Linked DNA regions of Homo sapiens: region 2 is linked to region 1. A link is a loop called in an ENCODE intact Hi-C map of the cell type or tissue named here. Cell type or tissue: gastrocnemius medialis. All regions are shown on one strand.

Region 1 (5,000 bases):
TGGAATAAGTAGCATCGGTAGCGTGCCTTTTCCTCATGTGAATCACCAGGGCTCTTTCTTGCTCAGGAAGTTGGAGGCACAAATCCTGTATCCCCTCACCCCCGCCCCCCGTTTTTTTTTTTTTTTTCATTAAAAATTCTGTTTTGCCAATAGTTTTGCACCTTTTCAATTTTTGTGAATCGTCTCTAGAGGTTTGCAGTTGGCTACCATTCTGGCCCTTGCTCTGAAACTCCATACAGCTGGTTACCATCGAGCCGCATGTGCCTGGTACATTGCCAGCTCCTCTGTCAGTGCTGATAAATTCCTAAAGTTACACGAGCTCAGCTGGACGGAGCAGGTTTTTGTTGTTTTTGTTTTCTGGCACCCAGTGTGAACTGACATTTAAGAAGTCTTTTCCAAGGAGACAGTTCTTTTGGCTCATTGTTGAATAAAATTGATCTGAAATTCCTACTTTTTTTTTTATCATCTCTCCATCACTCCCCACTTGGTACAAGGCATAGAGAACCTCATGGGGCCGATGTGTTGGGACTCTCGCATCTCAAATTCCTGTAGAAGCAAAAATGGACTGACTATTGAGATTTCAGGTGCTGTTCTTTGGCAGATGGTGAATGAGGGGATGCTGGGAGAAGCTCCATGTCAGCTGTGCTTTGTGGGGAGGGACGCATACACAGAAGTGGGACAGACGGAGAAACTGGCCTGTGGTTCAGCAAAGCATAAGTGACTCTAGCTCTGTAGTTAATGCTTTGGGCCTCCAGGAATAGCTCTTTCAGCTTCCCATTGATATAGATAGGAGATTAAATTGCACTCTTTTGTTAAACAAGAAGCTGGATTCCTTTCTATTTATTGAACTGCAGGTGGAATGCCATCCTATTGACAGCAGCACCCAGACACCTAGAAGGAGAAGCGTATTGACTCCTGGGTGCAGCCTCAAAACAACGAGTGAGGGTCTTTGGAAAAGATGATCCCAGTTTTTCTTTTTTTTTTTTTTTTTTTTTTGGCGATGGAGTCTCGCTCTGTCGCCCAGGCTGGAGTGCAATGGCACGATCTTGGCTCACTGCAACCTCCGCCTCGTAGGTTCAAGCGATTCTTCTGCATCAGCCTCCCAAGTAGCTGAGACTACAGGCACGTGCCACCACACCCAGCTAATTTTTGTATTTTTAGTAGAGACGGGGTTTCACCATATTGGCCAGGCTGGTCTCGAACTCCTGACCTCATGATCTGCCTGTCTTGGCCTCCCAAAGTGCTGGCATTACAGGCCTGAGTCGCTGCACCCTGCCACATGATCTCAGTTTTTCTTATCGTGTGGCTTGGAATCACTTTCCTTGTGCCATGTTTAGCCACCCTTTGTTCTTCCCCTTCTCTCTGGGCATCCCGTCTTCAGTTGGATCCAGCTTCTACTTGCCTGTGTTCTTATAGGTGAGGGGACCCTATCAGAACATGCTGCTCTGCGCCCTGCACGCCCTACTGAAGTGTTCTCTTAGACTGCAGGAGAATTCTAAATTGCTTATATGTAATAAGAAAAGAGGGAAGATGGTGGTTTTCCAGATGAAATAAATTATTCATATTGAAAGCAAGGCATCAAATGGGTGTGACATGTGACTCTTGCAGTCCCTAGGAGTGAAGTCCCTCTGTCTGCTCCTGCCATAATCGTTGTCCTCTCCTCACATGAGAGGTGGACTCTCCTCACGTCCACTCTTCTGCTAAGGAAACTTGATTCCATTTTGAGCGCTTTATGTTTTCATTGTGTTTACCGGTTCAGTTTTATTTAGTGCTCACCAAGTAAAACTTAGCCTCTAGCTCGCGTGAGACTGATTGGAATTGCTTCAGTGGACAGTACTAAAGGTGTTGCAGAATCTCTAAAGTTAGCATCGCGGCCAGCATGCTCAGCTTACAGCTCATGGTAAGAAAAGTGGACAGAGTTAGTACCCAGGAAGCTACTTCTCATGTTACAAGGGCCTTGGATCAGGAAGAGTCCATGTAATCAGGGGGAGTCACGTTCTTCCTTCAGCCTTCAAAATAGCCTTGTGCTCTCCCAGTAAACGTGTGTGTTTTCAGAACCTGATGCCATCTCGCAGCCCATGTGTGATTGTCACCAAAGGTCCCCAGAGCCTGCCAGACTGCCCATGCGTTTGTCCCTGAAAACCTCTTTGTGAACACAGAAACTCATGTTTGAAATGATAAATGGTAAAATATTCAGAATGTAATTTTAAAACAGGTAAAATATTCAGAATGTCATTTTAAAACATGAAGCCCTCCTATTTAATGAAAAACCGATTAGAAATTTGTAGCTCTACAAAGTGTTGGGCTCAAAAGACAGTGACTATAATCCAGCACGATAGTTTGTATTCCCACCTCCCACATGAGGTTTAGATTGTTTTATATTCTCTGCTTTTCTTCCCTTTGACTTTCCAGAGACAGACAGACAGACACACACACACACACACACACACACACACACACACACACACACACACAGAAAGGGGGTTGCGGGGAGAGACAGAAGGGTAGAGCAAGAGAACAAGAATAAAATTAGGGAGGTCAGAGAAAGTCCCACTGGTAGGTCTGTAGTCTGTAGGGCACTTTTTGCTGGTTATACAATTGCTGCTGTGGTTTTTTAGTTCTTAATAATAAAATTTCCTAAATGACTTAAAATGGATTATTCTTTTATTTTTAAAAACTGCCAACTTTTATTGAATATTTTTGTTCTAATAGTGTTTTCCATGTATCTCATTTAATTCTTATGGAAACCTCTATAGCTAATACTATTAAAGGCCCTTTTGAAAATCAAAAATACCCTTTCATTATTATAATAGTAGTAAACATACATTGTAGAAAGTTAGAATAGACAAATGAATAAGACTAAGAAAGTAGAAACATTGCATTCCCATTGCCCGTCACATTAGTAAGATATCCTTTCTGAATTTTTCTATGCATACATATGTACTTTTCATCTCATCTAATACATTGGCCATATTCACATTTCCCTATTTATCCCCTAACTGTCCTTTGTATCTGTTTATTCTAAAATAAGGTTGGCTAGGCACAGTGGCTCACATCTGTAATCCCAGCACTTTGGGAGGCTGAAGCAGGAGGATGTCTTGAGCCTAGCAGTTTGAGACCAGCCTGGGCAACACAGGGAGACCTGTCTCTACAAAAAATTTTAAAAATTAGCTGGGCATGGTGGTGTGTACCTGTAATCACAGCTACTCTGGAGGCTGAGGCAGGAGGATTGCTTGAGCCCCCAGAGGTTGAGGCTGCAGTGAGCAGTGATTGTACCACTGCACTCCAGCCTGGAAAACAGAGCAAGACTCTGTCTCAATCAGTCAATTAATCAATCAATTAAAAAAAACAGATCCACTCTAGGACCACATATTGCATCTAGTTAGTATGTCATCTGGGCCTATGTAAGTTAGTCCCTCATTTTCTTTTCCTCATGATAGCATCTTGTTGAAGAAACTGGACCAGCTACACTACACAGTATCCTACTTTCTGAATTTGCCTGCTAGCTTTCTTGTGGTGCTGTTTAACTTGTTCCTCTATCCTTTGTATTTTTCCAAAACTGGAAGTCATAGTCTGTTCTATGCTGCTATAAAGGAATACCTGAGGCAGGGTAATTTATAAAGAAAAAAGGTTTATTTTGCTCATGATTCTGGATGGCTAAAAAGTTCAAGATTGGGCATTGACATCTGCTGAGGGCCTCAGGCTGCTTCCACTCGTGGTAGAAGGCAAAGGGGAGCTGGCATGTGCAGAGATCACATGGTGGGAGAGGAGGTGGGTGGAACAGGGAGGTGCTAGGCTTTTTGTAACAACCAGCTCTCACAGGAAGTAACAGAGTGAGAACTCACTCACCCCCAAGGGAGGTTATTAGTCTATTCATAAGGGATCTGCCTTGACAACCCAAACACCTTTCACTGGGCCCCACCTCCAGCACTCAGGATGAAATCTCAACATGAGGTTTGGAGAGGACAGGAAATTCATTCTAGGGCTTGACTGATACACTTAAACATTTGGGCTGGAGTCTGTCATAAGTGATGTTGTGTGCTTCATATTTCATTAATGATTAGAGATTGTTCATTGGATTCAGGTGGTGACATTCTGATTATTCTTTTGCCAGGTAAAGTCATATTTCCTTTGCCCTATGTGACTGTCCAGTCTCCTACATGGTTTTTTCACCCATTGATAATCCTGGCTGGAGTCAATAATTTCTTTAGAGTTTGTGGAATGAGGATTTTCTAATTCTATTATTCTTGCTATGTTATAAATTGGCACTTACAATTTTTTTGCCAAATACTTGAGGCAAAATTTTACTTTATGGGAGATAAACCTGTAAAACCTTTCTTCAACTACTTGGCTGTCCTGAAACACCCTTTCCTCTGGCCAGGCAGGTTACACACTCAATTCTTTGCCTTGGGTTACCAATTTTAAATAAGGAGATGCTTTGATCTGCCTGGAATCTACCATGTCTCCAAGGCCCTATCTCTCTATCCTTCCAACAGGTAATTGTTTTTTGTTGTTTTTATTGTTTTTGTTTTTGTTTTGAGACGGAGTTTCGCTCCTGTCACCCAGGCTGGAGTGCAGTGGTGCAATCTCGGCTCACTGCAACCTCCACCTCCCGGATTCAAGTGATTCTTCTGCCTCAGCCTCCCGAGTAGCTGGGATTACAGGGGCGCATCACCACACCCGGCTAATTTTTATATTTTTAGTAGAGACAGGGTTTTGCCATGTTGTCCAGGCTGGTCTTAAACTCCTGACTTCAGGTGATCCACCCGCCTCGGCCTCCCAAAGTGCTGGGAGCCACAGCGTGCGGCCCCAACAGGTAATTGTAAGAGGGACAGAATCTGATTGCAAAGGGTGCTACTGAGAGGACACTGTTCTCAGGCAGCAGGTAAACTAGATATCTAAAAATCTATGAGTTTGTATCATTATTTTCACATCCATTTTAACATTGTACAGGTTCGGTTTGGTTTTGTCTTGCTGCGGGGCAGGGGGTGGTATCTATG
Region 2 (5,000 bases), 510 kb after region 1:
AGAGATTAGGACACAGACGCGCACAGAAGGCTGCATCTACAAGCCAAGGAGAGAGGCCTCAGAAGAAACCAGCCATGTGCACAGCTTGACCCAGGACTTTCAGCATCTCAATTGTTATAAAATAAATTTCTATTTTTTAAGCCACCCAGTCTGTGGTACTTTATTATGGCAACCCTAGCAAATGAACACAGGCTATAATCCTATTCTGTATATAACATGAAAAAATGTATAATTTACCATCTTTACCAGTTTTAAGTGTACAGTTCAGTGGTAATAAACACATTCATATTCTTTTTCTCCCCCATCACCTCCTCCCCTTCTTTCCCAGTCTCTGGTAACCACCAATCTATCTTCATCCAATCCACTTTTTTAGCTCCCACATATCAGTAAGACAACATTTTTTTTTACAGAAAAGTAATATATCTACATGATGTGTGTGTCTGCGTGTGCATGTGCACGCACACTTAGCTGCATACTGCCAAGCAGACAATCTGCTAGATTTTTCCTTGGCAGGCTGCTCTGGCATGATTTAGATGGAGCATTTCTCTGTAGAAGGCAGGGCCCACTTCCATCTGGCATCTCCCTATGCACTAAAATCAGAAGCTCTAAACTGGATTCAAAAGAGAGAGACAGAAAAAAGAAAAGGAGAAACCACCTGGCCAGGCCCAGTGTCTGCTTTACGGGAGGAAAAGGAGGGCTTTAGGCCTGAACCATCAACCTTCTGCCAGCAAAATCTAGCAGGCTTTTCCAAGGCTTCCTCGGAGAGCCCAGATCCCTTGTGCAGGAGGCCTAGATTCTGCCCCTCCCTCCCTATCCCCTCTCCTGCCTACAAGGATTGCAGCACAAGTGTTCATTGTGAGACAGGACCCAGCACCACCCGCTCCCTGCACAAGCTCCTTCTATAATACTTCAACCAGACCCTGCCTCCAAACAACTACACTACTTCACTGTCACAAGGACAACTCCAGGACTCTGCAGGTCTCAGAGGAGCCCTGGAAACTTCAAAATGAGAAAGTGACACTGCCACTTCTGTTTACTACATTGGAACTTTATAGAAACTTATCTACCTTGAGCCTCAGAGAGCCTGAGGTGGCCAAACACACCTCAGTGGGCACCAGTCCAGAGACAAGACCAGTCATCTCAGGGCTGAGTGCAGTGGGAACCAGGGGAAGCAGGGGGGACCCACGGTCAGAAAGGAACACACATCCAGGCTTCACCACAAGGGGATGCTGGGGCAGAGAAGAAATTTGAGACTGCGCATCTGCCCCAACGAGATGGATAATCTCAGAGTCTGTTGATTGCTTTTGGAGAACATGAGATTGGTGAGATACTCCCATCTAAGAATAAATGTCTATGACGGTCAAGACACTTAATAAATCATGGGTAATGACACTTAGAATTTATGCTGAAACCACAATTTCCATTTCAACAAACGTGAAGATTTCTAAGCTAATCAAAGGAAAAGACATATTTTTCTTTAGGTTAATAACCAAGTGATTCAGGAATACAACCTTTGGGGCCAGACTGGACTCAAAACCTGGCTGCTCCACTCACTGGTAGCATGACCTTGAGCAAGTAACTCAAGCATGCTGGCCTCAGTTTCCCCATCTATAAAATAGGTAAGAACAGTACTTTCCTCAAAGCGTTGTTATGAAGCTAAAATGATTTATTACTTGTAAAGCACTTAGAACAGTCCTGTAACTGGCACAGAGAAAGCATGAAGAAACGTTCACTACAAAGCAATGAAAGAGATTTCTTTTCCCCTAAGAACACAAGCTTCCACTTGAAGTAACATACCTTAACTTTGGAGTTCTCTATCAAATGCTGAGCCATAGATTTGATCAGTACATCAAAGAAAAACCATGAGTACTAAAAGAAAAAAGAACAGGACCCAGTAAGAACACAACAAACTGGTAGGTAAGACATGAACTCTCTCAGGCTGACAATATTATTGACATAAAGCAGGTGTGACCCTAAAACACGGCTGCACCTCTTGGCACATTATGATCAGAGCCAACGGTGAATGGCAGATGTCTTCTGCTTGCACAAGTTTAGCAACAAAGAGCTGCATCCTGCCGGGAAACTGGACACCTGTGCTCAGCGTGGCACAACCAGCACGAGGCTCTGTGGGGTTACGGGTGTAGTCTTTCCCCTTCACTGCCCTCTGCTTGGTGACACTTGTCTTTAGAATCTCTAAGTCATAGACCTTCATCACTGATTTGAACATAATGACTATTAATCCTCAAGAGCCAACACTGAACACAGTGGTGTTTTGCAGCTCTTCTCTCAAGACACAATTAGAAAAGTTGGTATCAGAGAACACTACCCCTTTTTAGGGAGTGGTGTTTGTCTCTAAGAGCACTCAGAAAGGCTGTATTGATCAGGCTGTGGAGTGAATTCCTGTTAATCAGTTTCAATCAGAGCCACACTGACTCTCCTGACATACCTTCAGTAGTTTGTTGCTGGTGAGGAAATCGGCAGAAGGCTTGAGAATCGTGGTCATGGATTTGGTCAGTTCTTCATGCACTGTCTTGTATTCAGAGGCAACATATGGCTCAGCCTTATACGCGTACTTTGAAGAAAAGAGAAAGAGACTTTAATGCACTGGCTCTCCAATGTGGGCTGAAAGCTTGAGAGACTCCCAAGAATGGAGATCAGGGACTGAGCTACAATATCATTTGTGGGAGAGGAAGGTGTGGATACAAAGATGGGAAGGGTGAGTGTCATGTGATAAAAAGGAGTCCAGGATGTCTTCAAGAAAATATGTGAGTCATCTGACCCGGTCAAATCAGTGACCAGCCAGCCCGTAACTCCACCTGTGCCAGGGGCTTCAAGGAATGTGTGGCACAACAATGTATGACTGATACCCTAAAGGACCAGAACTTTACTTTTTAAATTATCACATAGTTGTAATTTACAAAGGTATTTAATAGTAAACAGAATATGTGCATCTGTTTAGAATAGTAACTGCCACTCTACTTACTGGATGTTGTATATAAATAAATAACTTGTTGATGTTTATCCTAACAACATCTCTTGCTGTCCCACAGAGTCATCTAATTTGACTGTAGCCAGAGCTAACCTTCCTATCTGGGAGGAGCAGTTTTGCTGGAAAGTTTAGATGGAAAGAAAAAAAAAAAGGAAGACAACTAACGTTAGCAGAGGCCTAGCCAAGAACAACTTAAAATTCTTCTTTAAACTTCCACATTGAGTCATATTATTTGGAAAACCCATTAAAAGAAACATAATTGAAGGAATGGAATTAAGTAAATTAGTGAATGGCTGTCCCTCTTCGTACCTCCCCTATTCAGGTACAAGCATTGGCTATGAGAAATAGAAGAGAAAGCATACGTTACAAGCACATCCTCAAATAACCAGGCTTGTGAAAAAATAAGTCCTTAGAAGGAAAACTGGAGAGCCACAGATGTAAGTGATCAGAACAGTGTGTTTTACATACCTTAACATATGACCTCAAGTGGCTCTCCAATCCTTCCTCATGGCACTGGGCAACCACATGAATAATGACCCTACACACCACAGGAGTGAATAAAGCAAAGAATATGTAAAAATGGAAACATTTCATTATTATCACAGCAGTAGTAGAACAATGATGATGCTATCAGCACTTAGGAAACAAGGAGACAAGGAATTAGATGGGGTCCTTACACATGGGATCAAAGACATTTCTTAAATGTAATGTTCAGCACACAGTAGCATCCCAGCTATGCATGACTATGCTCCAGATGTGGACAGACTAGAAGTGAGGAAGAGCATCCATCCACCTCCCTTACCGAGTCACGTTAACCGCGACTTCTTCCTGTGTGGCTCTGGTGAGGACTCGGAACAGCTGGTTTAGGATAGTGGGCAAGAAGGCGATCATCACGTGGCCTTCCATCGCATGCAGACTCTACGGACACAGAATGGCACAGTTCATGTTATCCTTCTAAAAGTAAACCAGCCTAAAGTAACTTCCACTCTTCCAAACAAGGATGGAAGAACTCCCTCTAAAACAAAGGGAAGGCTGTGGTGGGCAGAATGTCCCCAGAGGCGTCTGTGTCTTAGTCCTCAGCACATGTGAATACATCACATGGCCCAGGGGAGGTAAGGCTGCTAGTCAGGCCTTATGATAGGGATTATCCAGGTGTGCCCATGGAATCGCAAAGGGCCATAAACCAGAAGAGGGAGACAGAAGGGGAGAGGAGTCAGAGGGAGCTGGGACAGAGGAAGCAGGGTCAGAGAGATGCTGTGTGGCTGTCTTTGAGATGGAGGGAGGGGCCGCAAGCAATCACATATAAAAACTTCATTGTTTATGTGGATATGTATTCCATTTTCCTTGTTAAACCAAACAAATTTCTATTCCATTTCTCACATTTCTTGTTTTGTCCCCATGCCCTTTTAGCTATTTCCCCTTTCCAAAATGCTCCCCACAGCCACGTTCTGGATGAAGCTCTCCTAGACAAACCCTGCCTGGCTCTTGCTGCTTAGACACGCCAGGAACCCCTTGCACAAAGCTGGGACTGGTTCTGTGCATTATTTCTTTATTTGATTTGTCTGCCTAGCATGCAGTCACCAAGTTTATAGTATCTCCTACAATGAACTAGAAGTTCCCTAAGGGTGAGGACCGAAGTCTCTGCTTCTGTGCCCATCACTGTGCTCGGTACCCAGGGAGGTCCGTCTCAAGTGAGGGGTTTTCCATGCGTGAGAAACAGTATGTTTTAGAGATCCTGCCTTGAGCAAAGGATACATGGGACTAGGACACAGGCAGGAGTAGTGCCGTTCCTAGGTCCACTTCTTACCACTATCTAAACCTCATAGAAGCTACTGATGTGAGACATCCAGGTAAGAGCTTCCAAGGGGTGAGAACACCACTCACCACCAAAGAGAAAACCCAACCTACTCCAAACTCACTTAAAAGGGGATACTAAGAAAGCCATGTGATACCTTAAGGTACTTTACAAGTTCGTTTCCTAAGGCTTGGGCTCCAGATTCGGTTTTCTGAC

Evidence for each region. A loop is a pair of places that touch in the nucleus more often than their neighbours do. Peaks named below come from ENCODE experiments on the same cell type or tissue, not always from the same donor. Only the 100,000 strongest peaks of a DNase experiment are listed, where the experiment ranks them.
Region 2: a loop joins it to region 1, with 4 times the contacts of the local background. A loop is called at or near these places in 1 of 110 quality-filtered maps.

What each region holds. Positions count from the first base shown.
Region 1 is chr13:98,371,108-98,376,107 of GRCh38, forward strand. All of the region lies in intron 5 of FARP1 (FERM, ARH/RhoGEF and pleckstrin domain protein 1), which reads left to right. Among named protein-coding and RNA genes, the nearest start is that of FARP1-AS1, 62 kb to the right of the region's middle. In gastrocnemius medialis, no CTCF peak of the experiment used is centred here; DNase peaks (open chromatin) are centred at 238 and 1,894; H3K27ac peaks cover 1,558 bases.
Region 2 is chr13:98,878,101-98,883,100 of GRCh38, forward strand. DOCK9 (dedicator of cytokinesis 9) reads right to left here. Exons shown (of 53, transcript NM_001366683.2): 23 at 4,942-5,000; 24 at 3,792-3,907; 25 at 3,458-3,527; 26 at 2,447-2,572; 27 at 1,798-1,869. Among named protein-coding and RNA genes, the nearest start is that of DOCK9-AS1, 49 kb to the left of the region's middle. In gastrocnemius medialis, no CTCF peak of the experiment used is centred here; a DNase peak (open chromatin) is centred at 2,081; H3K27ac peaks cover 2,065 bases.